Linked DNA regions of Mus musculus: region 2 is linked to region 1. Evidence: chromatin loops called from intact Hi-C (ENCODE). Cell type or tissue: left cerebral cortex. All regions are shown on one strand. Links, peaks and the distances in the headings refer to the core of each region. The heading gives the core; the rest is flanking DNA.

The links. Hi-C counts contacts between places; a loop is a spot of excess contacts. Peaks named below come from ENCODE experiments on the same cell type or tissue, not always from the same donor. Only the 100,000 strongest peaks of a DNase experiment are listed, where the experiment ranks them.
Region 2: it touches region 1 in a loop (4-fold over the local background); 2 of 42 quality-filtered maps call a loop at or near these places.

The regions. Positions count from the first base shown.
Region 1 is chr2:27,531,219-27,546,989 of GRCm38, reverse strand. Wdr5 (WD repeat domain 5) reads right to left here. Exons shown (of 14, transcript NM_080848.2): 10 at 15,276-15,351; 11 at 13,964-13,997; 12 at 13,579-13,653; 13 at 13,135-13,222; 14 at 10,455-12,233. The coding sequence ends at 12,133. Gm25541 (a small nuclear RNA gene) reads left to right here and starts at 7,060; the gene lies at 7,060-7,185. It overlaps Gm13421 (predicted gene 13421), which reads right to left and starts at 6,564. Exons shown (of 2, transcript NR_166127.1): 1 at 6,425-6,564; 2 at 900-4,261. In left cerebral cortex, for the core only: no CTCF peak of the experiment used is centred there; DNase peaks (open chromatin) are centred at 6,707, 7,074, 7,395 and 7,954; H3K4me3 peaks cover 1,833 bases; H3K27ac peaks cover 2,029 bases.
Region 2 is chr2:28,440,436-28,456,206 of GRCm38, reverse strand. Ppp1r26 (protein phosphatase 1, regulatory subunit 26) reads right to left here and starts at 9,361. Exons shown (of 4, transcript NM_001005420.2): 1 at 9,311-9,361; 2 at 8,225-8,322; 3 at 7,299-7,515; 4 at 699-5,905. The coding sequence starts at 5,847. The coding sequence ends at 2,356. In left cerebral cortex, for the core only: a CTCF peak has its summit at 7,988; DNase peaks (open chromatin) are centred at 8,645, 9,451 and 9,665; H3K4me3 peaks cover 1,661 bases; H3K27ac peaks cover 1,812 bases.

The DNA.
Region 1 (15,771 bases), core at 4,477-12,476:
AAGCAATGGGGGGAAACCCTTGAAACCAGAAAGCTAATGCAGATTCCAGCCTCAGGAAGCAGCAGAACTTGGCAGCTTCAGCCCCATGGTCCTGGCTTTAGAGTCAAGAATACAAGAAAGTTGTGGGGTCTTCCTCCATTACTAAGAAAAGCTGCTGAGGCACATTATGTGTAAGGGGTGTCCCTGCATGGAGGCCCAAAGAGGCCATTGCATGAAACTGTGAAGGTGAAGCCTGAATTTGGTTGGAGACCCCAAGATGCTGGAGGTACAAGACTTGTGTGATGCCTGCCAAGGAGAGCTACAGACTGTGCGTGGAACTAAGTCGAGAGGAAGTGTGTTGCAGTGAACACAATGACAGGAGTTGGAGACCTGCAGAGCACTTTGATAGCAGACACAGAGCTGCAGAGTTTGGAGTTTGCCCTATTGGGTTTTGGTCTTGCTTTGGTCCAGTACTTCCTCACTATGCTCCATTTCCCCGCTTTTGTAATGGTAATGTATATTCTGTGGCATAGCATGCAGGCAATATGTGGCCGGTTTTTTATTTTGATTTTACAGGGAGTTAACAATTAAGAGATTTCCTTGAATCTCAGAAGAGGCTTTGGACTTGGAAGCAGCCTTGAGCCGAAGGGCCTTTTAAAATTAGACTGAATGAGGTTCTTTGCATTATGATATGGCTACAAGCCTGTGGAGGCCAGGGAATTAGATGTGATAGTTTGAATAAGAATGGCTCCTGCAGGCCACCAGGGAGTGGCACTACTTAAGAAGGATTGGGAGGTGTGGTCAGGTGTGAGGAAGTATGCTGCAGACCCTCTGGGCCCCTTTGTCTGCGTGGAACGGGTCTCTAGTCGCGGGTGGGCAAAGCGTCGGATGAATTGACAGACAGATGCACACAGGAGAGGTTGTGTAGAATCTGAATGTATTGTCAAATCGAGCATCAAAATTTTTATGTAGCAGACAATAAGGAAGTTGGGTGACACACCAGCAAGGTACAAAGAGGTTACTGGAATCTTACATAAAACAGAGGAATGCAAACACAGAAGGTCTAACGGGAACCACCTGGGATAGAATTCATTGTTAACAACTGGGATCAACAAGGGCTCCACCTAAGATTCACTTAATCTTAGAAGCCAGGGTCAAGGGCTTCATGCCCTTGCCACAGTTCCTATTTTAGTCTATTGTATAGTCCACCTTCCCCTTAGGCCATTGTAAATACGTGTGTATGAGTGTAACACTATAGTTCTAAGTATCTATTCTGGTTTCTCCTTTGGTCTGAAACTTCCTTCTTCCTTAGTGATGGTAAATTCCTGTATATGGGAGCGACTTGGCTTTTATTCAAAGTGATAGTACACTATTATAGTACCAGAGGCTATTCTGAATGTCACTGAATAGCAACATTCTTACTGAATTTCAAGCCCATGGTCTTGCTCAAGGACGTTCTAGGACTGTTGGAACACTGGCAGAAGGCTTTAGCTATGTCAGAATTCAATCTTAAAAGGCACTTATAATAGGATAATACTAAAAGAGAGCACATGGATCCATACACTAGACTAACGCGGGAATGGAAAATTAATGTATGGATTAGAGAGAACGCCAGACTCCAGGAGCGAGTTTCCGTGAAACTCTTTTGCCTCGTGAGTAGCTTTCAAGCCTCAGCCTGTCAAGCTGACTCGACCGGAGAGCGTGGCAGGAGTATACCACTCAGGAGTGGGCTTTGAGGTTACAAAAGCTCAAGCCAGGGCTAGAACTTTTAATTTTTTTCAAATTCTATTCTTTTTTTTTTCTCCCCTCTCCCCTCAAATTCTATTCTTAATGGTGGCTCTTAAATGCTTTAACCTCCCTTGTAGCCCACCACCCAACAGAGGTAGTAAAAAAGAAAGGATACAGGAAAAAGTGGACCTTTTAGAAAAGTTCTTTGAGCAACTCCCATCTGTGCTGTATGAATATCAGCAGTTCAGTTCACAGGTTAGCAGGCAGCGGCAGCTCGACTCCCTCGCAAACACTTCACAGATACACCAGCAGTCCAGTTCAGTAGTTAGGTTAGCAACAGTGGTGACAGGGCCTAGCAGAGACAGCCAGGCCTCAGCAGGAGGGACCAACAGGAACAGTAGAAGTTCTCAGCTGTGCCTCTCTCAGGGAAGTGAAGATCAGCAAAGACTTGAGACTAAGGATTTCAGGAGCAAATTACTCGAGCCAGTCAGCATCTGCTGTTTAGAAAAGATGCTTTCTTGGGACCAATCGGGGTGTGGGTGGAGGATAGTACAGGAGCTGTAGCAGCGTTCAGTGAGCTTGCTGCAGTGTTTCTCCACCTGCTCCCAGAATCTGTGTCGTTGACTCTGCCACCAACTCACTCTTAACCCCCAAGGGGAAGTAGGGTATGACAGAGAGAGCTGTCCAGGGCATGGTCAACACACCAGCCAGCCAAACTCTGTCTCCATCACTCCATGGAGTCCTATTTATACCCTCCAAATACCATGTGCCCTGCTTCAGCATGTGTCTTGCCTCAGCACCACTCTACGGAAGCAGTACATGTGTGTTGTTAGCAAAGAATCCTTCATTACTTGTCCTTTCATGTGCTTGCTTTAGCAGAACATCCTTTCTCCTGTGTCTGCTTCAGAGAAACGTTCTTTCATGTGTTTGCCCCAGCTAACTTTCCAAAGAACTCTTAAGTTACCTCTTCACAGGCCAATATCTTTTTCTCCCTGCTTCCAGTGGATCTGGATGTAGAACTCTCACCTACTTCTCCAGGACCATGTCTTCCTGGGTGCCGCCATGCTTCCTGCCCTGATGATAATAGTCTAACCCTCTCAAACTGTAAGCCAGGCCCATTTACATGTTTTTTTTTTTTAAGATTTATTTATTTTATGTATATGAGTACACTATAGCTGTCTTCAGACACACCAGAAGAGGGCATCAGATTCCATTACAGATGGTTGTGAGCCACCATGTGGTTGCTGGAATTTGAACTCAGGACCTCTAGAGGAAGTTGGCACTCTTAACCACTGAGCCATCACTCTAGCCCCATTTGTTTTCTTTTGTTGTTGTTGTTTTTGTTTTTCAAGACAGGGTTTCTCTGTGTAGCCCTGGCTGTGCTGGAACTCACCCTGTAGACCAGGCTGACCTCGAACTCAGAAATTCGCCTACCTCTGCCTCCCAAGTGCTGGGATTAAAGGCGTGTACCACCACCACCCGGCCATGTGTTTTCTATTATAAGAGTTGCCATGGTCACTCAATCTCTCACTGCACTTCAAGAGGGCACTGACTAAACAGGTGGTTCTCACCTGAGACATTCTTCCAACAGAAGAGGATACAATGGAGATTGCACGTCTGGGGAGGAATTGCTTAGATTTTTAAGCTTCCCAGAGGCTCACAAGCACAGACTTCAGCTTCTTGTCATTTTTTTCCCTTGAGAACTTCAATTTAACAGAACCCTTACTATATTTGATTAAAAAAAAAAAGTCATGTGTGGTATGTGTATGTTTGCCTGTACATGTATGTGTAGCACCCAGTGGCTGACATTGGAGACCTCCCTCAATCACTCTACACTTTTATTTCTTGAGACAGGCTCGCTCAGTGGACCTGGAGGTCACTACTTCAGCAAGCCAGTGAACTATAGGGACCAGCCTGTGTCCATACCAGCCCACCCCCACTGTCTCCGGCACTGGTTTAGACCCAGGCCTCAGACCTAGCTTTTCTGTGGGTGCTAGGGATTCAAACTCGTTTCTCACACCTGCAAAGCACTTTGCCCACTGAACATCTCCCAGTTTGCTTTTGAGTTACCCTAGTGCCCGCCCTTTTCTGTCTTTCTTTTTCTCATCTGCTCAATTGCTTTAGCACTTTACAACCCAACTTGAATGCTGACTGCAGTCACTGAGGTCCACAAGAGCCTCTTCTACCTGACCACGGTCTTCAGGGCTCAGCCATGCCACAAAAGCTAACACCAACACCAAAGTTCCTGCTCAACTCACGTCCTTCACAACACACCACAGGCAGACCCACTTTCCTTACTCTCTCTTCTATGTTCTTCTATCATGTTCTTCCCAAGAGCTCCATGTTTGGGATCCCAGGAGGGGCTCTTTGGCACAGACGTGACTGCGTTCTCTTTCCTTCATGCCCCTGCACAAGCTGGACTTAGGTGGTGTCCCAATTTCATGTCTGTTACTGTGATAAAACGCCTCGACCAAAAGCAACGGAGGAAGGAAGGATTTATTTCAGTTGGTAGTTCCAGGGTACCGTCCATCTTCGAGGGCAAGTCACGTCACACCTACATGCAAATTCAGACAAATGAACACACCCATGCTTGCTGTATATACCCAGCTAGCATCCTTCATATCTATATAGTATATAAAGATTTTTTTAAAAATATATATATGGCTTAGCAATTAAGAAGACTTGTTGTTCAGTAAAAGACTGGTTCAATAACAGTTTAATGGCAGCCACAAGCACTCTAACTCCAGTTCCAAGGAATCAGACACCCTCTTCTGGCCTCTGCATGGACATCATACACAAACATACACAGGCAAAATTCTCATAAGCATATCATTTTTAAAAGTAGTATTTAAAAAAATATTTAATGGACATTCCATTAAATGTGACTCTCAGTAAACAGGTTAGTTTTAGTGAAATATGTCTTATGAAATATTTGGGACATAATACTTTAAAAAAAAATTCATCGTTTTATCTGACATTCCAGTTTAGCTGTGTGTGTTCTATCTAGCAACTGGTTAGTGAAGTGACCCGAACAATTTTGGCTTCTAGAACTTTCTCTGTGTGCAGTTCGTGACGTCCTTGGGAGCATTTAAGGACAACCACCAGTCCAGAAGTGGTGGTTCTGCTCCTTTCTCTTCGTGCTCCAGAGTCTAGGCACACGGAACCAAGCCGTTCTACCTGTAGCCCAGCCCAGCCTGCTGGCCTCGGCAAGTTCTCATTGATCCTTAAACCCTGAGGTATCAGTGAAGATTTGGCCTGGCATGGTTCATGACAAGGACCTCAGTGAGAGAAGCCCTATGCTGACCAGACATAGCACCATGGGCCTTCCTGTGAGCAGGTGCTGGTATGATAGACAAGGGAACAGAAGGTGTGTTTATCACAGCTCAAGGCCCAGAGGCACCAGCAAAGCATGTTCTACTAACGAACAACAAAGAGCTTCCCTGTTACCCACAGGTTCTGCAGGTTGTCCAAGAAAGAACTGTGGCCTAGTAGGCTCTCCCAGCATGGTCCCGACCCTAAGACACCCCTCTAGCTGCCTTTCCTTACCCTGAGACACGCTTTGTCTCTAAATGTGGCGGTGGACCTCCACCTGTACCAAATGCAAAGCCGGGCCATGACAGTAGGAACCACAGAGGACCACAGAGAGGATTCAGTGGGTAAAGACATGCAGTGACTGATGTGATGGCCTGAGTTTGAGCCCAGGGACTCGCATGATAGAAGTGACTCTGAAAAGCTGTCAGGGGACAACATGGCTTTGTTTTATTTTTAAAGCTGAAGAGGCCTGCTCTGGTGTTCCTATGGGACCGGCTGCCCCCTCCTCCCACTATTTGCAATGAACTTTCAAGCCCATGAAGAGGATGTAGCTGTGCTGGTGCCAAACCAAAGCTGCCAGTTCATTCTCCCAGCTCCGGGCAACACCAAGATCACCCAAAATGTTGCTCCCAGCCTCAGGTCCAGCTCCCACCCCCAGAAAGCTGACCCAGACCCTGGCCCTTGCTCTCTCATGCAGACAATGTGCAGAGTAATCTGCTCTGTCTTTCCATCTGTGAGCAGATTCCCAACTACGGCCAACAAGCTTGTCCTAAAACTTCCCAGTAGAAAAACCTGACTCAATAATGCTAGCCTATGGCATGTGGTACTGCAGGCCTTTAATTCAGCACTGGGAAGGCAGAGACGGTCAGATATCTGAGTTCAAGTTGCTATGGTCTACACAGCACCCTCCTGAACAACCAGGGCTATGTACAGTTCTACATAGCCCTAAATAATAATAATGCCAGCGTTCCAGATGTGATATGCACGCCCACTCCGTCCACGGTATCTAGCTGAATAACCCTTTGACTCCTTCAGTACCTGGCCATGAACCTGCCTTAACAAATTAAGTCCTGTTTGTTTCCAGGACACGTCTCCTTCACCTAGACTGGGCTGGCTTAGTACTCAATTTTCCTGACTGCCTGCACTTCCCAGGTACAGGTATGAAACACATGCCCAGCTAACTACGGACTGCTGTAAAACACAAGCAGCCCGAAAATTACAAAGTAAACACAGCCGATACATACAGCTCCTTCACTGTTTGTATGCATATATGTGCTCGTGTGCACTAGGCCATGCGTTTGAAAAAATGTGCATGACACTTGTACAGGTGTGAGTATGCCTGTCCCTCTTTAGATACGTGTGCATTCTTAACACACCGTGGTTTTACGAAGGGGACTGATACTACCAGGTTGTTCTAGATCGATGGCTTCTTCAATAAAATGGACTTAACCGAAGATCCCCGGACGTGGATACAAAAGCAGGGACAACCGCCGTCGTGTAGAACAGTCCTTCCCTTCCTCGAATCCTGAGCGACAGCTGACGTGTAGCCAGCCTTCGCTGCGCATGCGGAGACACGGTGGCGGGAGCCGAGGAGTATGCGCAGACTCCGTACACAGCCTCCCCCGCACTTTCAGCGTTTACAACCCGTCGCCCGGAAATCTAGGAAGGATTAACAGGCGCTCGTCCTCTGATTCGTGCCCGCCCACTTCCACTTCCCGCCGTCCGCAAGCGTGTCCCGGTTGGACGTGCGCCTACCCTGTTTTGTTTCCGGGGAATCTGCTTTGCCCAAGAACGTTCACAACTTCCGGTGTTCCCTTAGGCCTGTGATTGGCTAGTTTTATGAATTAATTAAAGCGTGTCGGGTTTGAAATAAATAAACCGTTTTTACTTCTAAATAACCGCGCTGAAATTATCAAACCACCAAATAAAATATGATACTTTTCAGTAACAAGCTTTTGTGACTACTAAACAAAATTCACCATTATCTAAAAAGGTCCGATATTGGGAGCTTTAAATACGCCGCGGGAGGAATGTACTTCTGTGTTGTATGAAAGGAGAGAAGGTTAGCACTCCCCTTGACAAGGATGGAAGAGGCCCTTGGGCCTAACAACACACATACGGTTAAGGCATTGCCACCTACTTCGTGGCATCTAACCACTGTTTTTTTTGTGTGTAAATTTGGAAGCTGAAGGATGTAATCTTTTTTTTGTTTGGTTTTTTTGTTTTTATTTATTACGTATTTTCCTCAATGACATTTCCAATGCTATCCCAAAAGTCCCCCATACCCTCCCCCCGAAGGATGCAATCTTATACAGATTTCTTGCTCGAGATTTTTATTCTAATCACCATCCCCAACTCTCTTACCCAGCATATTTGGGACAGATGTAAGTCTACTTCAAACAGGCAATTTCATTCTGAAGCTTGGAGGACTGCCATGTGCAGTAGCTCAACTTGCCACCTACTAAGAGCTATTTGCTCATCAACTTCGGATATTGGGGTGTTCCTGACAGACATAAGGCACTTAATACTCAAACAACAAATGACCCTGAGCACTACTCCAGACGGTGGGGAGTTCATAAGGGCTCTCCTAGAGCAGGTGGTACAGCTTTCTTTATTGACTGTGGCACCAAATCTGTCTTTAGTATCAGAAATCCAAGCAGTGGATACAGGTATGTGTATACTGTGATCACAGTTGAGGTGTATGCACATTTGTGTGCATGTGCACAGAAACACATGTAAACAAATATATACACTCGCTGGGCAGTGGTTTCTCACCATGATGATAATGGATTGAATCTCTGAACTGTAAGCCAGCCTCAGTGAAATGTTTCCCTTTATAAGAGTTGCCTTATAAGAGTTTCCCTTTATAAGAGTTGACTGGAGAGATGGCTCAGCAGTTAAGAGCACTGACTGCTCTTCCAAAGGTCCTGAGTTCAATTCCCAGCAACCACGTGGTGGCTTATAACCATCTGTAATGAGATGCCCTCTTCTGGTGTGTCTGAAGACAGCTACAGTATATATATATGTATATGTATATGTATAAGAAGAGTTGCCTTGGGCTAGCAGTGGTAATGCACGCCTTTAATCCCAGCACTTGGGAGGCAGAGGATTTCTGAGTTCGAGGACAGCCTGGTCTACAGAGTGAGTTCCAGGACAGCTAGAGCTACACAGAGAAATCCTGTCTTGAAAAACAAAACAAATATAATACACACACACACTCATATGCATTTAAATTTAAAGAAAGAGAGACAAAGAGAAACAGAGAAGAGAATGTTGTTTATCAGACTGGGTCTCAGCTGGTCTTGAACTCTCAATACTTATATACCAAATACATCTTAAAAAAAAAAGTCCTGGGGTGGAGAGATGGCTCTACAGTTAAGAGCACTGACTGCTCTTCCAGAGGTCCTGAGTTCAATTCCCAGCAACCACATGGTGGCTCAGAAGCCTTCTTCTGGTGCGTCAGAAGACATCTACAGTGCACAGGACTGGAGTGGGGGCCAACCAGAATGAGCAGAAATCCTCTGAATTCAAATTCCCAACAACCACATGATAGCTCACAACCATCTACATTAAATAAATAAATCCTGCCTCAGTGAGATTAGAGCCATACCTGTCCCTTGCTTGTGTTTAAGGAATATACTTCAAAGCATTTCTCAAGATGTTAGTTGTGAAATGTCATCTCTGTGTGCCTTACTCTAAAATATGCAAAATTGAGGTCATTTTAAAACAATCCCAAAAAAACACCAAGGAGTTTCAAAGCTGATACACCCTGGGGATAAACAGACCCACTCGCAAAGGTGTCAGGGCTGCACCCCTCCTCAGGAACCCACTGACAGGCAGTCATACTCAGGCCCACACGGCTAGAACCAAGTCCTTAGCCAAAAAGGAAGGTGGAAACCTTTAAGGCATTGGGCCATGGAGCAACACACTTCTCTTGGAAGGTGGAGGGAGGCTCATGAACTCCAAAAAGAAACTTAGTCCCAATAAACTGAAAGCTACAGGACTTATAAGGCTCCTCCCCAATTGCTAGGGAGAGGCTGGCTCAAGGTTCAAGAGCACTAGCTGCTCTTCCAGAACTCAGGTCCACTCACAACCATCACAAGGATCAGACCCACTCTTCTGGCCTCCATAGCCACCAGACACACACATGGGATATAAACACAAAGCACTCGTATACATAAAGCAAATATTTCTGGGCCATTCTGGAACTAGCTCTGTAGACCAGGCTGGCCCTGAACTGACAAGAGATCCATGGGTCCCATACCTGGGATTAAATGTGTGCCACCAACATGGGGCACATCTTTAAAAATGCTAAGCAGAGACTCCCACTGTGCCTCCCACTGGCTTGGGGAGCTCCAGGGCTGTCACTCAGGCTGGGCTGGCTGGTTTAGGACACTCACTGATCAAGTTGGATTTGTTACCTGGGTTAGACCTTAAGTTCTCTAGTCTTAGTAACTAGACTTTAGTTCATGTCTGCCCAGAAAAGGTCACAGCCTGTGTACACCAAGAACACAGGGCACCCAGCAGAAATCCATATAAAGCCATTCCATTAGGCCAATGTTGCATGAACAGCTGCTTGTGCCCAGTTCCAAAGCCACTTATACTAAAGCTACTGACACAGGATCCATGACACCGTACTTCAGAGATTTACATTAAACCCATCAAAAGTAAATTATGCAGACTTGGGAGCAGGGAAGACAGCTGAGTGGATAATACACTTGCCACATAGACCTGAGAATCAGCATGCATCCCTAGCACTGGTGTAAATGCAGGGCAGGCACAGCAGCCTGCCCGCCTTCCCAGCATCCACAAGGCTCCCAGTTATGCTGCCCGGCTAGACTAGCCAAATTGGAAAGCTTTGGGTTCAAGTAAGAGAACTACTGAGGTGGGGAGCTATCAAGAAAGTTATCTGGCATCACTCTACACACATGAACCATCACACATATGCACATTACCTAAAAGAAAAGCAAATTTTTTGGGGAGGGGTTGTGCTGAGCAGATGGCTTAGCACTTGAGAGCACTGACTGCTCTTCAAGAGGTCCTGAGTTCAAATCCCAGCAACCACATGGTGGCTCACAACCACCCGTAATGAGATCTGACGCCCTCTTCTGGAGTGTCTGAAGACAGCTACAGTGTACTTACATATAATGAATAAATAAATCTTTAAAAAAAATTTTTTTTCTCCCTTTGGTTGTTATTTGAGCCTTGGTTTGTGTAATCCTAGCACTAGCTCCGCAGACAGGCTTTGCTTGAACTTAGACCCTCCTGAGTGCTGGAACTAAAGGTGTGCTCCTCCACTGCCTGTTCTGCTAAAGAAATCCTTATTGAGTGCCAACCAAGTGGGAGGGAATGACAGGTAATCCTCTGATCTCCACACACCCAATGAATGCACACAGAATGAATTCCTGGAAAAAACAAACTTATATGGAACAAAATTACAAGGCATGAAAATCTTTATTTTTAAAAAGAGAATGTATTTTTACATAAATCTACAACAGAGTTCAACTGTAGAAAAAATAAACTATACTCGGGGATACTGTGCTCGACATGGCAAGCAAGCTCCCTCCCTCAGGAGGAGGCCGCACACCAGGCCACAGCTGGAAGGACCTTACTACCCTCCAGAAACCCCAGCAACATGCCCACAACATTGACCAGAACCCAGGTTCATCTATCCAACAGACGCCAGGGGCCCCAGAGCCCATGTCAGTGTGACAAGCCACCCTCTTTAACAATGGCTTCTTCGATGTGATAGCCCATTTACACACCATCTCCCTCAAGGAAGTGACAATGTATGGGGTTTCTTTTCCAATACCTTTGGATTCTTATTATGCACGATGGAGGGAGAAAGGGCTGTCAGGACCACAGCTGGGGACAAGCCTTGGCAAAGGCAGAGTAGAGCAGCTACTGCCCTGGGTGATGTGGCTTCAATACACATCAGTGTTGGCCTCACAGATGGTTGCTGCTGCAACCAGAGCAAACCCAGAATCTCCTTTCCACCCATGTCTGTGCCCAGCAGCCTCCGCCACCCATCTGTACTCCCAGAACCTCTGCAGTCTGCTCCACAGTAGGTCACCCTGGGTTCAGCCAGCAGCAGTTGTGAAAATGCTGTGTAGTCCTGAGCTTGGCCACTACCTCTTTCCAGTCCTGGTCACCTGAGGCGGTGACCTGGGGCGGGGGCCAAGGACATAAGAGAGGTTTGGTGGGTTTAGAGGCCAAGGCAGGAAGCTGTACCTGCTGGGGCAAGCACCATATTGAACTCCTCCCTCCTGCACAGGTGACCCTGAGCCTCTCACAGAATAAAGAGGTCCAGAACCTCACTACATGGTGCCTTTCCAAGACTTCCTTCCACTCTTTCTCATCTGAGGTTCTTCCTCTCCAACACTCAGCACCCACAGCAGCCACTGGGAAGAAGAGGCACAACAAGGATCCATCCTCCCAGAGACCTTTCCAACTCCTGCCAGGAAGGGAGGAGGGCTTTATAAAGCCAGGTGTCAAAGAGCCTGGTCAGAACTCAGGGCCACACCCAGTCCATACCCACCTTTTATTACAGTGTGTGTAGCTTACTGAGTGATACCAGTGAGACAAGGAGACATTTCAACCACTGAGAGGTCAGTGTTGACCTATGAACTCCAAAAGAACAAAGGGACTTGACACGGATACAACTTACAACCTTTCTGTGTTTCCAGAAACTCATGGAAGCACGCTGGGTACTATTACAGGCAGGAAAATTGAACAAGCAGGCCAGGGCAGGAGGCAGGGAATGGGAGTAGGGCTGTAGGTCCTGTTCCAGTGTGCACTGGGCAATACAATACCAAAACAACAACCACAGAGAAAAACAACCCATGAGGAGCTGAACTCACTCTTGTAATAAAAAAATTAAAAATTTGTTGCCTCTGAGCACAGAACAGACCAGGAACTTCCCCAGGCAGAGACAGAATTGGCAAGAAATATCACAGTGGCTATCAAGACTCGGTAGTGTGCACTCCCCTGAGCCGACATCTTCAGATAGGAGGTGCACCAGGCCTGTCAACCCAGCCTGGCCCCATGCCTCTGCCCCACATGTGTTTCTTGCCAATCCGGGTGGCTTCCTTAAGTCTCCCATGGAGCCAGGACTTAGCAGTCACTCTTCCACAGTTTGATTGTTTTGTCGTTCTCTAACGCTGCTGAGGCAATGATGTTCTCTGTCGGGTGACAAGCCGTGGAAATCACAACATCTGAAAGGAGAGTAGTCAGGGAGCCACTCTAGGACAAGCAGTCCCAGCACATGCCTCACTGCCCTCAGGAGCACAGGGAGCACCGCAGGGTTCAGGGGAGTGCTCAGAATGCCAGAATAGTAACAGGCATCTTAGCCTTGCTCTGCTGGGCACAAGGCACTTGGTGGGTACCCAGCAGGGTCTGCACACCTGTCTACACTGGTCTCAGGACTGACTATGCCCACTTGCCCCCTACTATTCCTGAGGTTGTTCTACCTGAGCACAAGGTAACCATACATCTGGGCAGGGATACTGGCATTACTGAGATGGCATGCAGTCCACTAACCCTGCTTGCTCCCTGGTGCTCAGGTTCCACAGCAAGTGTGACCAAGCCACTCCCAGCTGAAGACAACTGCTTTTTCAGAAAACGAGCTCTCCACTCCTTAGGGTTGCAAAGGAGCACATGATATCCCTGCCATCCCTGGCCCGCTTCAGAAAGTAGACAGGGAAGAACTAGAATGAGGTAACTCCATAGCTGGACTAAGTTTTGCAGGGGAAACAGAAAACCAGCATCCCTGAAAGAGGCTGAGCCTACAGGAAATGTGGGCTAGACACTCTCCATATTCATGGAGTCCTAGTCTCTAAAGTGAAGTAAACAAGCTATATTCCTATGAGGCTTGAGTCTGACTTAAGACCCAAAAGCCAGCCATGTCCAAGACCCTAGATAAGAGCCCTTGATGCTGCCTCCAAGGCTGATCATAGGCCTTCTCAGGCCTGCAGGGCTGGGATGGCAGGGAAAACAGAGTAGCAACACCTGCTGTGTGTCCCTAAACCCCAGAGACAACCAAGCACCTTGGGGAACTGAGAGGCTCCCCTGGGTGGCTCCACCCACCCGTGTGGCCTATCTGCAATAACTACCCACCTGTGTGACCCTGCAACTTCTGCACAATCTCCTTGGTCTGCAGATTCCAGATATACACCAGGTTATCTTCAGAACCAGACACAATCCACTGCAGCATCGAAAGAACAAGCAGGCAGTGAGGACAGGCAAGAAAGACATCAGGTGATATGCTGAATAGGTAGCACAGGCAAGCTGGCTGCGGTTACTCTAATTAATACCTATTTCCCCAATTTAGGGACATGCTAAATGCCTCCCACGGCACCCTCAGTCACTGGATCTATCCAGTCACCACCTGCTCTTAGATCTTCAACCATATCCAAGTGCAACACACCACAGATTCATTCAAAACGACAAGTGTGGGTTTGTTCCATAGGCTTAGGGATGCTTCATAAAGACAAAAAGCCACCTGTGATGGGTGGCCTCTTAGAGAGCTAGCAGGATAACAACATCTCAGTGGAAACTCACCTTCCCGCCTGTCACGGAGAAGTTGGCAAATATGCAGTACTTCTCATTCTTGTGGCCAGTGTATGTCTTCAGGCACTGAAAAGGTAGGTGTGCATTGTTAGCACCCGTGGTTAGCTTTCATTCCAGAGCATTCCAAATTCTGGGTACATACACCTGACTGTGTGAACATGCTCTCTAAATATTCTAGACATACACAAGGCCCAGACTTTAACGTGCAGACTAGTCATTCCTAAAACATATCTTTAAAGGGAGTTGTACCATACTTGCTCATCAGAAGAAGATGCCCAAGTCCCTCCTGCTGCAACTCATGGGTTAGCTATACCCCCCTCAACCTGTTACCTGGGACTGGCATGCAGGCCAGACCGGCCACATGCCTGAAGCTCACCTTCCCCTTGCTGTAGTCCCAGAGCTTCAGTGTGCTGAAAGACAGAGAGTGGGAGTGAGGGGCAGGCCATCTTTGGCACGCCTTGCCTCCCCTGATGCCACCGTATCCTAACAACCGTGAGTCAGGAAAGAAGATCCTCTAGTTCACCAAGCCCAGCCACTCCGTGACACACAAAAGCAAACACAAGGACCTTAGTGCTCAGCTCAGAAACAGGCTGAAGAAACAGATTGCTGGTTGTCTTCCCAAAACTAGCAGTTAGCCAGAAGCAGAATGTGGAAAGCCATGTTGGCTCCAGAAACACCCAGTACAGGTGCCACAGGAAGAGACTCATGCCGACCTTGGAGAAGAGTGGAAGACTAACCAGAGGAGTTACAGAGACAAAGTTTGGAGCTGAGATAAAAGGATGGACCATGTAGACACTAGCATATCCGGGGATCCATCCCATAATCAGCTTCCAAATGCTGACACCATTGCATACACTAGCAAGATTATGCTGAAAGGACCCTGATATAGCTGTCTCTTGTCAGAGTATGCCTGGGCCTAGCAAACATAGAAGTGGATGCTCACAGTTGGCTATTGGATGGATCACATGGCCCCCAATGAAGGAGCTAGAGAAAGTACCAAAGAAGCTAAAGGGATCTGCAACCCTATAGGTGGAACAACATTATGAACTAACCAGTACCCCGGAGCTCTTGACTCTAGCTGCATATGCATCAAAAGATGGCCTAGTCGGCCATCACTCGAAAGAGAGGCCCATTGGACACGCAAACTTTATATGCCCCAGTACAGGGGAACGCCAGGGCCATAAAAGGGGAGTGAGTGGGTAGGGGAGAGGGGGTGGGTGTCTATGGGGGACTTTTGGTATAGCATTGCAAATGTAAATGAGCGAAATACCTAATAAAAAATGGAAAAAAAAAAAAAAAAAAAACTAACCAGGATAATGCCATTCAGGCAGCTCTCAAGAGCTAACTTGGCCAGGTTCCTTAGAGACTTTGTACAGTGTGTGCCAGATTAAGTGAGCACCTAAGAGGAGGTCATCATGTATGGCAGTGAGATTATGCTGCGTGAAGATGCTCAGAGCCTGGGAACTGGCAGGAACAACTAGGTGTCAAATCCTTCTCATACTAAAACTAGCTAGAGTGGACAGTCCTTTCTTCAACCCCTCAACCCACAACCCAAGAACGAACTCTTAATGCAGATATAAAAGAGTTCAACTGGACAACTGGGAGAAGAAACAACACAACAGACAGGAGAGGAACCCCACCAACGAAGAAGACTGTGAGCTCACTCCTCAGGGAACTGAAGCACTCACTTGTCCAAAGTTGCAGCCAGGATGTATTTGCCATTTGGAGAGAACTTCACGAAGGACACTGGAGGATTGTCATCATCTACACAGAAGAAAAACAGGCTGATCTTTGGCAGAGTCGAGATGCAAGTCAGCTCCCAGTTACCCATGTTGACTGTGTGGGGACCCTGCCACCATCACTCTAGAAGGACACCAGAGAGCTTTGACATGCCATCACCTTCCCTGGCCGTTCACATTCTTAAGTCTTCACCCAGTGCCCTGCCAACAAGCCTCCACCACATAAGGAAGGAGGCCCAAAGCTCTCCAGCACTGCTGAAGAACTGATCCCCTGAAGAAAGCTGCCTGACCTAGGGGGTCTTAGAGACAACCGCCCATTCTTCAGCCAAGCAAGTTCTCCTTTCTTGATGGCCTTGCCTCTGCCTCCTGAAGACCAGGTTGCTGACTTTAGCCTCAGCATTTGGCAAGCGGGGTCAAGGCTGGGGTGTTGCACTGCTGAGCAGCC
Region 2 (15,771 bases), core at 3,471-11,470, 910 kb before region 1:
AGAGCCTGGCTTCAGGAGACTGGACTAGTGCCACCCCGTCCTGTGTCTTAGCTAGGATTCCCATTGCTGTGAAGACACACCACGACCAAGGCAACTTTTTTTTTTAAGATTTTATTTTATTTTATTTTATTTTATGTATATACACTGTAGCTGTCTTCAGACACACCAGAAGAGGGCACCAGATCCCATTACAGATGGTTGTGAGCTACCATGTGGTTACTGGGAATTGAACTCAGAACCTCTGGAAGAGCAGTCAGTGCTCTTAACTGCTGAGTCATCATTCCAGTCCCAAAAGCAACTCTTATAAGGACAACATTTAATTGGGACTGGCTTACAGGTTCAGAGGTTTGGTCCATTATCACCATGGTGGGAAGCATGGCAGCATCCAGGCAGGTATGGTGCAGGAGGAGCTGAGAGTTCTACACCTTCATCTGAAGGCCAGTAGAAGACTGCCTTCAGACAGCTAGGAGGGTCTCAAAGCCCACCCCCATGATGACCCACCTCCTTCAACAAGGCCACACCTCCTAACAGTGCTACTCCCTGGGCTGAGCGTATTCAAACCACCACACCTGGAAGGGAACAGGAACAGGGCTGAGGGATGCTCGGTTTCAGGGCAAAGCTCCTTTCCTTTGGTGCTGTCATTGCCCCACCCAAGCCAGGCTATGTTTAAAGACCCCCAAACAAAGAACAAAGGAAGCTGTGGATAGTACTTGGTTTATTCATTAGAAAAACAAAAACCCAAACTGGATGGGTCTTATATACAAAACAAGATGCTCTTTGTTTTCAGGGGCTAAAAGCACTCAGAAAATTTAAAGTGGGAACATGGATGACGACACAAAGCTGTTTCTCCTAGAAACACACGAACAAATATCACGATGAATTTACTATACATAGAACCAGATCATTTAGGACCACAACGGGACCACAGAGCCTGCCACCACATCAAAGTTCCAACGTGGCAGATGGGGAGGATGGTTGGAGTGTGTGCCAGCATTTGGGCACTTTTTACAATTCAGACCCAGGTGCATAAAGTAGAAAACTCTCTCCCATGTCAGAATACCAATAGAATTCAGCCACAAAGTAGCCACACAGCAATCCAGAATACTGAGCTGCAGAACTCAGGGAAGACAGGTGGAATCACAACACAGATGTAATCTTCACATCTGGGCTCCAGCACATCTTCAGTTCCCAGTTGCCACAGGCACCTCAGCACCAAGGCAGTATCACTGCCAAACTCCCAGGACCCCAGTGCCTGCGGTCTGGCCTCAGCACTGGCCAGAGCCTTCTTTCTCCTGGGTAGAGGCAGCATTGCAGAAAGCCATGCAGCCTGCTGGTGTCATCACTGGTCACCCACAGCAGCTGTGGGAGGGTTTGCCCTCACTGCTTCCAGGGCTGGGGCTCACCATCACAGGTGGCTAAGGTGTTTGGAGACCAAGCCATCTCATGGCCTCACTACTCACCCATACACACATCACAAACAGGACAGTCAAAACGGATATGTGGGATCACCTTTTAGAGCCATGATTAAAAGCAAATCTGTAGCCCTTATATGAAGGGATTTATAAGGATGTTAGAATCCCCCAGCTACTGGATACTGGATGATCTGGGGTCAGCTGAGCTACAGAGCCAGTAGTGATTCCCACACTAGATGGGATGGATGGTTAGCTATTTGCTAGCTGTTGTGCTTTGAAATGTTTTCTAATTACAGGTCATGACTACAGAATCCAGGGACACCCTTGCCCCAGTGGTATCCTGACATACCTCAACCACATTAGCACTTCCAAGGTAAATGGTTGCTGCGATCTCCAGGCCTGAATATCTTCACAAGCAAAGCGGTTCCAGCCTCTGTCTCTGACCCTCACAGGGACAGGCAGAACCAAGGGTCTACTCACCTACCACACATGCACTGAGACCCAGAACTGCAGCTAGGAACGCCCTGCAAGACTGAACATTTTCAAAAAGTATTTTTTACAGCACTTTTAAAATAATTTACAAAAAACCTACAAAACCCATTATGTACCAGGACACATTCATTAAATAAAAATGTCATTTGAAGTTAGTGTACATATTTATATTTATATTAGGGGTGGATGGGAGCTGCATGGAAGGGACCCAATTTTTGCTCTTTATCTGTCATGATCCCCTACTTCCACCCTATGCTGCCTAACACACAGGCACACTCTCTCTCTCTCTCTCTCTCTCTCTCTCTCTCTCTCTCTCTCACACACACACACACACACAGAGGCTCACGCACGCACATAAACACAAAGTCACACACATACAGACAGGCATGCATGCACACACATCAGGCAAGACACGGACACTGCTTCCCACAGCCATGGCATGGCATGCCTGTCACAACTTGAGGCCTTTACTGCTCACTGTGGCACTGCCCCCATCCTCCATGGAAGTGTCACTGAATTCGCTGGCATCACTGCCCAAGGTCTCCTGGTCCTGCGGTTCCCTGTCAACCCTGTGCCGATATCTCAGGTCTAGAACTTTGTCCTCAGAGGCAGAATTCCTCCTGTCCTGTTGTCTCAGGGTCCCCTGAGCCTTCCGGCTTGGCCAGTTCCCACTGTCTTTCATTAGCAAGTGTGGGCTTCCAAATACAGGGTTGTGGCCAGGCTGGGTCTCCCTGAAGGCTGAGAATGCGGGAGCCTGCAGAGGTAAGCCTAGATTGGGGCTGAAGAGGCTGGTCTGCTTGCCCCCCCAAGAAACATTCTTCCCAAAGTGGAAGAGCTGGGTGGAGAGGAAAGGCAGGCCCTTCCTGGGGCCTGAGGAGAGGCTGGGTGGGGCCCCAGCCTGTGATGTAGCCCCTTTTTCCTTCTCACCCCTAAAGACCCCTGTCCACACTGTGCCTTGACCCGAGTTCAGCACCCATGGGCTGGATAGCCTGCTCTGGTGTGCAAAGTCACTCCAAGGAAGGACGAGGTCAGCCTGGGACCCAGGGTTGGGGGTTAGCAAGTTCTGACTGCCATAGTTCAGGTGAAAGGTACCCCCGGCGCTTCCAGCCTCGGCACCCACTTTGGCACAACTGGGCAGCTGACCGAACACACTTTCTGCCGTTGCAGTCTGGCTTCCCTGTGGGCTATGGTCTTTGTGAACGTGAGCACTTTTCCTGCTTGGCGGAGATGCTTTGGCAGAGCTGTTCCTGCAGGTGTTCTTGGGTAGTGCTGGCTCACTTCGGCCCAGGGCAGTGGTGAGGCGGGCGGTCTGCTCAGCACGGAGGGTGCCCTTCCCAGACTGGCTCAAGAGGCCGGTTGCCTGTGTCCGAGCTCTCTCTGGGCCTCTCCTTCCTTCGGCCAGCTGAGGGGTTCCCCTGGCTTTTTGGCTCCGTGTGCACACTCCAGGCTGCAACCCCAGGGTTGGGTCTTTCCTACAGGGCATCTCTGGCTTGGCAGGTCCCCCTTGAGGTTCTGTGTTGCGTATAGACTCCTTGGCCTTCTCTGCCAAAAACCTCCTGATCTCCAGCTCGATGCTGTCATCACTGTCCACTGCACTGTCCTCAGATGTGGGGCTGGAGGCTGAAGGAGGGTGGCCACTGGCTCCTGTGTCTGTAGAGGGAAGAGCCCCTTCTGGACTTTTCCTCCTGAGGAGAAAGGCAGGGGTTGCGTCCTCGCCCCCTGTGCCACCCATCTTTGCCTTCTCTGCCACACTGCTTCCTGGGCTTCGTCCTGGGCCATCTTTATTGTCCCCTCTGCACTTGGGCAGACAGCTCCGTAGTGCCTGCTGTCTGTGGTCTTTCCAGTCCCCTGGAAGGTTGCTCGGCTTCTCCCCACACCGAGTCTCTGTGCTGCCAAATCTGACCTTCTTACAGGAAGCCCGTGGGTCTCGGCACCTCTTCTTAAACTTGCGCTTGGATCTTAGCAAGTCCTTGATGGCCATGTCCAGGTCCTCGTCACTGTCCAGAGAACTGCTCTTATCCTCAGAGCTTTCCTTCTCAGTGGCCTTCCCGAGGGCCCCTTGTGGTAGGTGTGTATCACTGAGCCCAACTGTCCTGGAAATGACAGGCTGTTCCTTGGCTTCAGCCTCTCCTCCTGGGGTCTCTGTGATTTTGTTGTGCCCGAGAGGGTCCCACCCGTCATGGCCAGGCTGAGCTTTCCCCTGGATGTGGTCAGCGTCCTGGGTACTTTCTCTACCCTCCCTTATTTTCTTGGGCATTGTAGTGCTGCCTCCTCCACCTCTCCGTTTCCGTTTGCAGACCAGAGGGAGATCTAGTGTTTTAGCAAAAGGGACCTTGGGGATGCCAGGCTGGCCACTGGGGCCAGGCGAAGACAGTGGACCCTGGGCAGGCTGAGGACTCCCTACTTGTGCCTTGAGAGCCAAAAACGTTCGGATCTCTTGCTCGATGCTATCATCACTGTCAATGTTGCTGCTGTCACCTTCAGAACGGGGAGGCATGGGTTGGGGACAGAAGAGTGGGTTCCTGGATGGAGGCCTGTCGCTGCCTTCCATGGGGGCTGGCAGAATGGTCTTGGAGATGTCCAGGATCGCTTCTGCACACATCAGTTCGGTAGATGTGTCTGCTAGGCGTGAGGCCTGGCACACAGCTTCACTCTTGGCAGCTGCGTGTCCTGGAGGTAAAGAGGCTCTCGAATCCGTCAGGAGCCTGGAGAGGGGATCAGGGTGGAGGACCCCCTGGGTGGTGTCTATAACCTTGGGAACAGCCAGCTTTTTCTTGCTAGGGGGTCTCCTGTGGGCTTCAGGCAAGGCGTTTGGCTGGGCACTACCAGGGCTTTCCTCTTTCAGCTGGCCTCTCAGAGGTGGGTCCCCACTGGCCTCCTTCCTGGTTTTCTCTAGCTGGTATAGCTGGATGGCCTCCTCAATGCCGTCGTCACTGCTGGAGTCTGATGCCTGGTGCACTGGGGCCGAGCTCCTGATGCGCTTGCTGCGCCTGGCAGGCATGCTCCTCCTCACCCCACCCCTGCTCTGTGCAGCCTCCGGTCTGTGGGCGGTCAGCTTCGTGCTCACTGGGGTCTCAGGCTCTGTGGTGGGCTTAGGCTGGAAGTTTCTCTGCTGTGTGCTCATCTTTGTTAACCTGGGAGGTTTTCGGAAGATGAACTCCTTACACGTTCCCATCAGAGCTGCCCTGGCTGAGGTTTCTCGGTTCCCTCTAAGTCTGGCAGGGCTGTTGTTTGGGTCGGATTTTTTATCCACAAACCCATCACACTTCGGGTTTTCATGCTGTCTTTTCTCATTAAGAAACTGTTCTATTTCAGCTCGGATGCTCTGTTCAAAGGAGTCCTCGCTGCTCATGCTCGCTGGGGAGGTGGAGCCCTGATCTTCACTGGCTCCCACAGGAACACTACCTGAGCCGGGAGTGAGCTGTGAGGGACACGGGATGGGCAAGGTGCTGCTGTGGGCAGGCTCGGGGATAGAGGGGGCCCCTTGGGACATAGGTTCAGAAGCCCCACCCCTTGCCTTCAGGTACTCTTGGATAGCTTCCTCAATGTCTCGGTCCACGGAGTCATCACTGTCAGAATCCAGCTCCAAGGGACTGCGTCTCCCAGCTTCATCTTTCTCCAGGGCGCTGCAGTTTGCCACGAGACCACGGGCAGGGAACTCTGGCTGCTCTTTGCATACAGCAGGCTTGGGGGCCAGCCTCGTGTCCCGGGACCTCTCTGCACGTTGGCCTCTTTGGGTGAGACGCTCATGGCCCATGCCCAGGGCAGCCTCGTCCCTCTGAAGCGTGCTGATGAGCATCTGGACCCTGGCGCTCACGGAAGCCCTGGAGCCGTCCTCTTTAGCCTCAGAGAAGCAGTCTGGGAGGCAGAAGCTCCTGGGCTGCCCAAAGGCCTCCCATCTGGACTGGAGCGCCACCACTGGAGGGGCGTTCATGAGGAACATCCTAGCAGGCAGGCTGGGTGCTGAGAGGCAGGGCTTATGGGTCAGCCTGTTTCACATCCTGGGAACAGAGAGAGCATAAGGAAGGGTAGAGCTGAGCAGTGACATCAGCAAATAATCACGCCACTACAACCTAATGTCTCGTTGACTGGAGTGGCTTATGCCAGCCTCTTAGGTGTCAGTTTTGTGAGCAGTTCTAGGAGTCACTTCCGCCCTGTAGGTGGAAGACTCAGTTAAAAAAACAAAGTGCAAACTCCAGCAGCTCTTTCCTTTCCCTTCTGGGTTCGCACTTTTCCGTAAGAGGAGGACAAAGGAGACGTCATTTACCTCCCAGTGTTATCAGAAGCCACAGCAGTCTAGAAATGCTTGTCTGTGCTTTAAGAAGAATGACAACACACAGGTAAGTAGGACTTTATGGGTGGATCCTCTCTGGAAATGACCAATAAATATGATCAAAGCTGCACCATATGACAGACTCAGAACACACTTCCTCGAGCCTTTTTTTCAGAATTGCCTTCCTTATGCTGTTTCATGTGAAAAATGTCAAATGTGTATTTGACAGCTGCTACTCAAAGGCTGACACCAATTTTGCCCAATTAGCATGAAAATTTTGGTGGTCCTATCATGTGGGTAGGCCTGGAGAAAGGACTGTGTGGTGTGTAGACAGATCATGGGCTTGCCAGCTTGGAGGCCGAGGACACTGTGAAGTGTCACGTGCCTATGTGGTTAGAGCCAGGTCTCTACATATCAGCTAGGCTGGTGTCAGGAACACTAAGAAAGTTCACAGAGTCATCCTAAGAGGAGCCTAATCTAAGAGGCACTGGGTCACACGGAAAAATGCCAGCTGCTCTGTACAGCTCTCAATTCCTCCAGGCTTCTCTGATGCCCTTCTGCCTCCCAGAGATTGAGGAGCACCTGCAAGGCTGAAGGACAGAGACCTGAGTTCCTCCAAGGGAAGGCATGGAAGGCTGTTCCACCTCTAACCCAAGGCCATAGAGCAGAGCCTGACCTTCGGTTTGCTTTACTTCTATGTACTTAATCAGGACCTGCCTTTCTGACAGGCTGGGATGTGCTGTAGACATACTGAAATCCCTTCCCTAAGAGGTGGGGCTGGGCATCTAGACCAAAATCTGCTCAGAGCGACAGGCAACAAATGGAGAGGTCACTGAAGATGCAGCGGCAACTCATGGTGATTACCAATGTGTGCTTTAAGAGTTAAACTAGTGGGGCTGGTGAGATGGCTCAGTGGGTAAGAGCACCCGACTGCTCTTCCGAAGGTCCGGAGTTCAAATCCCAGCAACCACATGGTGGCTCACAACCATCTGTAACAAGATCTGATGCCCTCTTCTGGAGTGTCTGAAGACAGCTACAGTGAACTTACATATAATAAATAAATAAATCTTAAAAAAAAAAAAAGAGTTAAACTAGTATAAAAAAAAATCTATTGTAATTACTTGTAAGTCTCAGGTGTAGGCTGATGCTCTGCAAGGCTTCCAGGTGAGGTCTTCACTGCTCGGCTTGCACTTCAAAGCATCTTCTACCAGCTTTTAAAGTCGGCCGTGTGAGGGCTGGACATGGTGGTGTACACTTTTAGTCCAAGCACCAGGATAGCCTGGTCTATGCATAGTGAGTTCCTGGCTTAGCCAGGGGTCTCTAGTGAGACCAAACTGTCTAAATAAATAAACAAATAAATAAACCAGCATTTACTACCAGGATTATCATCAGTAACATCTAATTTAGAAACTGATCATGGCTTATAAATATTTTTTCTGTTATGATATGTCCTTAATGTAAAGAAAGGCTTGACAAGTTGAGGAAAAACTTGCCCTGACACCAACTACACTAACTGTGGCTGATTTGCCTCCCCTCTAGTGAGAGCCGCAGGATGGAGGGTGCTTTCCTCTACCAGCTACCCGAGCTCACATCCTGGCCATCCTCAACAATCACTTTGCTTTCCTGAGACTCCCCACAGGCACAAGGCAGTGGGAACTAAAGGGAAGAGTAACTGCTTTCACTGGCTGGAGGACCTACCGCTTCTTTGCTGTAGGTGGTGTTCAAACTGCAATACTATAGAAATCACGTAACATTTGCAGGGCTTAACTGTGAAGGGTCTGAATCGAGTAGGGTGTGGTGGGGTATGCATGCCTTAATCTCAGGTGAAGGCCAGAGGATCAGGAGTTCAAGGCTAGTACTGGTTCCTTATCTAGTTCAAAGACAGTATCTGGGCTACTTGATGCTGTCTCAACCCACCAAAGTAAACACAACAAAAAGTGCTTTCCCCGTTGGGGCAGGGCAGGGTGGGATGGGGTGAGTAACATTAATATCTTAACATGACAGCAGGTGCAGAGCCGAGGGAATAAATCAGTTTATTTCCACTCACCTGCTCACAGCTTATAACGATGGACCCAGAACTGAGCTCCTCTGACAGTCTTAATGGTTGTTGGTCCAGCTACCTGGTCAATCTTGGGAGCTGTCACTCTGGAGAACCATGAACTTCACAGTTAGAAATGTGAGCTGAAGCCAGAATTGGGGCTTTAAACTGGAGGCTCTGGGAATCAGGTTTCCAGGGTGGTTGTGGGTACAATCATCACCCCTCTCTGCCCCCCCCCCCCCAGCATGGACTCTGCACTTAACTTATGATGTAGAGGGCCCTGTACTCCAACTTAAAGTGGGTGTGGGTAAGATTTGGTCCTTAGGAGCCAGAGGTGCTGACAAGATTCGGCCCCCAGAAAAATTGTTGTGACTGCCAATCCCTGTGCACAGTGCTGGAAGCAAGGGGAGACAGATCCCCCTGCTGCCTGAGTACTGACTGCTCTTCTCACTGTCTGAGAGGGAGCCGCAGTCTGGTCTTCAGCAGGTTAATGCCAACCCTTCTCCAGTCAGTGGCAGGGCCTCCGGCTGGTCTGTGCCCCCATCCATCCATCCCCCCCGAGTAATTTTCTGGGATCCCAGGCTTAGGGAATCCGGGAGTCTCGAAGCTGTTCGTGGCAGGTCGAGAAGGCAGCCTTGAAGGCCAGGCCGGCCTCAGTGACCGGGAGCCCGCCCCTCACCTGAGCCACACCTGGGCCCGCCCGGCGCCCGCTGGCTCTCGAGGAACGCAGGGCGCAACAAGCGCCAGGCATCCGCGAGAGGCGCCTCCCGGGGGCCGGGACCCTCTCCCGTGATAACACCAGCCTCAGCCACCAACCCGATCCGGACCCTGCACGCCGCGGCCTGCACCACGAAGCCAGCCCAGCTGCCCGCCCTGCGCCCCGCGTCCCGGGAGGCGCCGGGCCCGGAGAGCGGGGAAGCACGGACACTCCCGCCCCGCCCTCCCTCGGTCGGGCGCCCGCAGCCACCGCGGAGTCCCGCGGGGACTCAGGGGCCCGGCGCGCCGTGGGAGCGCGGGAAAGGAGGGCGGGGCCGGCGCGGCGAGGGGCGGGGCGACCCCCACCCCCCACCCCGGGCCGTCTCTCCCGCCACCTACCCGCGGCGGCGGCGACCGCGCTCCGGAAGCCGTGCCCGGTGGCTGGGCATCATGGGAATGGCACGGCCGAGTTCCGGGGGAGGCGCGCGGCCCGGCCGGACCCCCGCCCGCGAGAGCGCGCCCACCTGCACTGCGAGCGCCCGCGCTCGGACACGCACGGCGCGCGGGAGGAGCGCATGGGGCAGCTTGGAAACGGCCGCGGCGCCCGCGGGACTCGGAGCCTGCGCGGGGACCCTCCTTGTCCTCCCACCCGGGGCCTGGCGCAGCTCCGGGCGCCGAGAGCGTGCGCAGCCCAGGGGTTCAGGAGGTCGCGCGCGTCGGCAAGTTGGCCACGGCGAGAGGCGTGGCCGTGAAGAGAAGGAGGGCGGCCGGACCCTCGCACATACCTTCTTTTTGGTCCAGATCCAGTGGCCCCCGCGTGCCTGGCATCTGCTCACAGTTGCCCTTCCTATCCTCAAACACAGCAAAGGTGTGCTTCCTTGCCTGCAGTTTGCACCCAGCTCAAGATTGTGCTTAGTTTGCCTGCTCTGGACACCGCGGGGCCTTCTGGGCTACCCAAGTCCCTTTACATTGTAGAACGCTTCTATATGTCTATGCACAATGCCCCCTCTCCCCACTTTAGCCAGATCTTAGAGTGTGCTTAAAGATAGGAACCCTGAGGCTGAGGAGAACTAAGCAACAGGAGTCATGCAGGGTGACCTTGCTCCACATTCACACCAGTGGTCTTAGGAACAGGTGGGATAGGACTAGCTTCCGCCAACGCGGTCAGGATTATACAGTGGAATTTCTTGGCTCTGTGGCACACTGTATGTGATGTCGGAAATCTCCCTAGTTTTCTTTTACTTTTTAGACATGTCTGGAGATTCTGTATTGATCATGTCAGGGAACAAGCCAGGCTCACCCCCGGCCCTAGGCACTCACCCTGTCTGATAAGGCAGAGGAAATGATTAGAGAGTGCCAGGGATCTGACAGGAGAAACCCCTAGAGACTTGTTATATAAATGAGCCTGACCTCAAACTTACACAGATCCACTCGCCTCTGTCTTCAGAGTGTTGGGATTAAAGGCAAGTGCCATCACACCTGGCCTGAGTTTTTGTCACTATGAAGTAATATTATGAACATTTAGAGAGAATTACACAACCAATAATACCATCACCAAGATGTAGCTGTAGGCCTATTTTGGAATGCTTTTAGTGTTGTGAGAAACACCTTTGGGTGTCCCTGAAGCCACTCTGTGTATGTCTCCTGGTCTAATGCCTAGAAGACAGTAGTCTGCTTGGGAGAGATGCGAGGTGCTGACACTTGGCAGGTGCCCTTCAGAGATGAGGACTGTTTGGTTATTTTCTACTGCTGTGAAGAGACACCATGACCAAGGCAACTTATAGAAGAAAGAGTTTATTAAGCTTACGGTTTCAAAGGGTGAGTTCATTCCACCATGGCAGGGAGCATGGCAGCAGACAGGCAGGCATGGTGCTGGAGCGATAGCCGAGAGCTTACATCTTGACCCACAAGCCTGACACAGAGAAAGCAAATTGAAACCTTTGAAACCTCAAAGCCCATGCCCAGTGACTCACCTTCACTAAGACCACACCCCCTAGCCCTCCCCAAAAACAGGTCCACCAATCAGGGACCAAGCAGTCAAACCTAAGAGCCTCTCATTTTGTCACCACAGGGATCTACCTCACTGCCTTCAGGGTAAGCAGATATTTCCCACTTCCTGCCAGCTTGTAGAGCTGCCGTACCACTGAGTCTGCAGCAGTCTCACCATCTCCCTGTCCCTCTCTCTCTTCCTCCACCCCTTCCATGCTTGGTCGGTAGCCTTGAACTTGCAATTCTCCTGCCTCAGCCTCTGGAGGGCTGACATTACAAGGATTATAATCTTTTGACTTTGGAGTTATTCTTTCTCCTCATCCTCCCTTCTTTTTCTTCCTCTGTGGTACCAGGGATTGAACCCAGGGCCTCTCATATGCTGGGCCAGAGCTCTACCACTGGGTTTCACCCACAGCCAAGGGTTACTGTTTTTATCTGTTGGTTTGCTATGCACAATTTTTCTGTTTTTCTGTAGTTTAATTTGTCAGGTGATTGACAGCTGGGCTTGCATAAGCCCGCCCACAATAGCTTTGCCCATGATGTGTTGTTAGTCAGTCTTTCTTTGCTGTGGCAGAATACATGAGTTGGACAACTTTGAAGTGGGAAAAAACAGGTCTGGAGAGATGGCTTAGCTGTTAAGAGCACTTACTGCTCTTTCAGAGGATCCAAGTTCAGTTCCTAGCCCCTGTGGTGGGTAGCTTAGGACCAGCTGATAAGTGGCTCCTGGGGATCTGATGCCCTCTTCTGGCTCCCACAGGCACCTAGACTCACATGCACACACACTTCCACAAATAAAGTAAAAGAAGGAAAGATTTATTTTGATTTAGGGTTTTGGAAGTTGCCCTTCTTGGTTGCTTGGCCATTTCTTAACCCTGTGGCAAAATAGAACATGGCAGAGCCATGTGGTAGTGACCATTATTCACCTTACAACAGCCTGGAAGTAGAGCAAGAGGAAGGTCCTGGGCTCCTTTACCCTGATGACGTAACTTCCTGGCTCTAGACCCATTTCTCTTGTGTCCTGGTTGTACCCAGAGTCTCATGCTTGTTTGGCATATGTACCACCACTAACCCATGTATCTAGCTCTCTGTTTAGTGTTTAAACATTTAGAGAATCTCCTAGGTTGCTTAGGTTAGCCCTGGACTCACTCTGTAGCCCAGGTTAGTCTTAAACGTGTGATCCTTCTGCCTCAGTTCCCTGAGTGTGCTGGGATTACAGATGTGTACCACCGTGTCCTTTCTTATTTTATTATTTAGTTAATGGTATATATATATATATACACACACACACACACACACACACACATATCTATATCTATCTATCTATCTATATATATATATATTTGAGTGTTTTTCCTGTGCTGTATGTATGTGTATGCAGTTTTATCCTGCAGTTCTGTATTCTGCAGGTAACAGAGGTAGGAAAGAGTCTAGACATTGCATGTGGAGGCCTCTGGACAACTCTGGGGCTAGTATGCCACTCGAAGCCTTCTCTTGACCCCTGGCAAGGTAGTAGAGTGTAGAACTGTGAAAGGCAGCCTTGTTTCCAGTTGAGCTAAGGCTAGAAACCCCTGTGACCCTAAAGGGACAGTAGGCATTTCACCTGATCCCCGGGCACCAGGCTCCTGTCACTGGCCTCAGTCCTCCATAGATTTGTGGCTTTCAGTCATGTAAGGGCAATGCCCAAGGCCCTCCACAGGTAGAGGACACAACCTGTGGTCACCTAGCCTCAAGACAGATCTCCATTTTAATGAGATACCTAAAGGCCTAGAGATTTAGCCAATAATCTCTCTTTCCCAGACGCTCCTCCCTGCAAAGTGTATTTAATCTCAGGACCACCCTAAGAAGTGGGGTACGGGGGGCTGGAGAGATGGCTCAGCGGTTAAGAGCACTGACGGCTCTTCTAAAGGTCTTGAGTTCAATTCCCAACAACCACATGGTGGCTCACAACCATCCATAATGAGATCTGACACCCTCTTCTGGAGTGTCTGAAGACAGTTACAGTGTACTTACATATAATAAATAACTCTTAAAAAAAAAAAAAAGAAAAGAAGTGGGGTATGGTTTTACTCACCCACTTTCCGCTATGACAATAAATGCCTTAAAACCACGGACTGCCTCTGTTCATCGAACTCTGCCATGAAGACCTTTGCCTATAGAGCCCCTGTCTAATCTCCTGTAGAAGGCCTCTCCTGGTTCCCATCCACGGCCAACACCAAGCCAAGCCCAAACCTGCTGCCCCAACCACCAAGTCAAAGATGCTCCCCTCTGGACCAGCTAGAGCTCCCCTCTTTTCCCCCTCCACACCCAGTGGTTTCTGGGTGCCCAAGAGCCTGAGAACTAGACAGCCCCAGCCTCTTTGCAGGCCCAGCCCAACCTTCACCCCACCCCCCAGCCCCGTGCCAGCTCCAGTAGTGGTCCTGCACCTCAGACTGTGTCATCTCCCACCCCCAGAACAGTGTCCCTTGGTTTCTCTGTAGCCCAACACCCACCCGGCAAAACTTCCAGCATCCCGACTACAGCAGAGTTCCCTGTGGCAGAGCGGATGCAGGATCCCGACCAACCCTATAGTAGAGACCTTCTTAGGACCTCTAAAGCTGGCACTCTCTGTGCATGGTGGGTTTTTTTTTTTTTTTTTTTTTTTTTTTTTTGGTTTTTTGAGACAGGGTTTCTCTGTATCGCCCTGGCTGTCCTGGCTGTCCTGGAACTCACTTTGTGTGACCAGGCTGGCCTGGAACTCAGAAATCTGCCTGCCTCTGCCTCCCAAGTGCTGGGATTAAAGGCATGCGCCACCACGCCCGGCTCTCTCTGTGCATTTTGATAGGTTATTTCTCTGCCAGTGAAATGAGCCAATTCAAACCAGATTAGATTAGATCAAATGCAGGTTTAGTGGGAAGCTGCTCTCTTCCCAAGGAAGGAGGCCAGGAAGTCACCATGGGAAGGGACAGATGGGAGAGGAGCAAGAGAGAAAAGAAGAAAGAGGGGGGAGGGAGGGAGATAGGGAAAGAGGGAGAGAGCAAAATGTCTGGGTTATATAGGGAAGAACTTCTGGGGGAAGGGCAGGATTGGGGGGCAGGGTATGCCAGGTAGGGACTGAGGAATGCTGGGAGAACTTGGAGGCCAGGTCTGCTTTGATATGTAAAATATGCACCTCGGTCCCTTTTCTTGGGGTCTAAAACCAAATACATATGTGTATATGCATGCATGTTGTCATGTGGATAAGGTGGTCAGAGGACAATGTGAGGTTCTCTCCTTCCACCATTTGCACCCCAGAGCTGAACTCAGGTCATTAGGTGTACTGGCCAGTTTTGTGTGTCAACTTGACACAGGCTGGAGTTATCACAGAGAAAGGAGCTTCAGTTGGGGAAATGCCTCCACGAGATCCAGCTGTAAGGCATTTTCTCAACTAGTGATCAAGGGGGAGGGCCCCTTGTGGGTGGTACCATCTCTGTGCTGGTAGTCTTGGGTTCTATAAGAAAGCAAGCTGAGAAAGCCAGGGGAGGCAAGCCAGTAAAGAACATCCCTCCATGGCCTCTGCATCAGCTCCTGCTTCCTGACTTGCCTGAGTTCCAGTCCTGACATCCTTTGGTGATGAACAGCAACGTGGAAGTGTAAGCTGAATACACCCTTTCCTCCCCAATTTGCTTCTTGGTCCAGGAATAGAAACTCTGACTAAGACATTAGGGTTGGAGTCAAGTGTCTTTACCTAATGTGCTCTTTTGCCTGTCCCTCTGGGAACTTTCTTTGGGTCATTTTGCAGATGGAAAGACAGGGACCTGGGTGGAGCCCTAATGGTAAACTACAAGGGGCCCTTTGTTATGAAAGAACTCACTTGAAAATACTTACCATTGACACCCTTACTGCCAACTCCCTACCCTTCCCCTCCCGCTTAATCTGAGAAAATGTGACAGTGAGCAGACCCTGCTTGAGAAGACAAATAAGACCCATACTTGGGACGCTGCCCTGACTGTGTCACAAGATATGTGTGTGTCAAGTTGTGTGGGTCTGTGACCTGTGAACATTGTCCTGAAATTAGGCCCACAGCACTGTCCCAGTGCACAGCACTGACCAAGTGCACAGCACTGACCCAGTGCACAGCTGCAAAGGCTGTTCTTTGCTTGACAACATAAATATCCCTACGAGGTGACTGATGGGAAGAAAGTAGTAAAAGTTGGTTCTCACCCGGGCAGCGGCAGTGACTCAGTTCTAAAGAAAGATTGTCTTGTGCAAGAGGAGGGGGCCCAGGGTCATAGACATATGCAAACCAAACCAAACCAAACCAAAACCAAAACCAAAACCAAAACCAAAACCAAAACCAACTAAACAAAACACTGTGCCAGACAAAAGGAAGCCGCATCCCCGTGTCCTGGAGAGGAAGGTGGGTGTGGCCTATCCACAGCTACCTAGCGGTGCATCCTGCTGGGAACTGTGAGATGGATTTTGGATTGTGCCCTGTAGTGGAGAGTTGGATGAAGATAGGAGTCGTGGTGATGTTCGTGTTGCTTTTTGTTGTTGTTGTTTTGTTTTATTTTGTATTTTGAGACAGGTTTCTCTGGATGTAGACCAGGCTGGCCTTGAACTCACAGAGATCTACCTGCCTCTGCTTGCTAGAGATTAAGGCATGTGCCACCACACCCAGCTTGTGTTGTCTTTTATGCTGTATGAACACTTAAAATCTTGGGCAGTGATCTCACGTCTATATAACTTAAATGCTGAAGATATTTAATGCAAGCACATAAATATTTATGCATGCAAGATGGTTTGAGAAGCCAAGGCAGGAGGATTGCCAGGTCCACATAACAAGACGCTTGTCAAATAAGGAATATCCATGCTCTCAATACTTTTTTTTTTTTTACAACTGTATGTAATGTGTA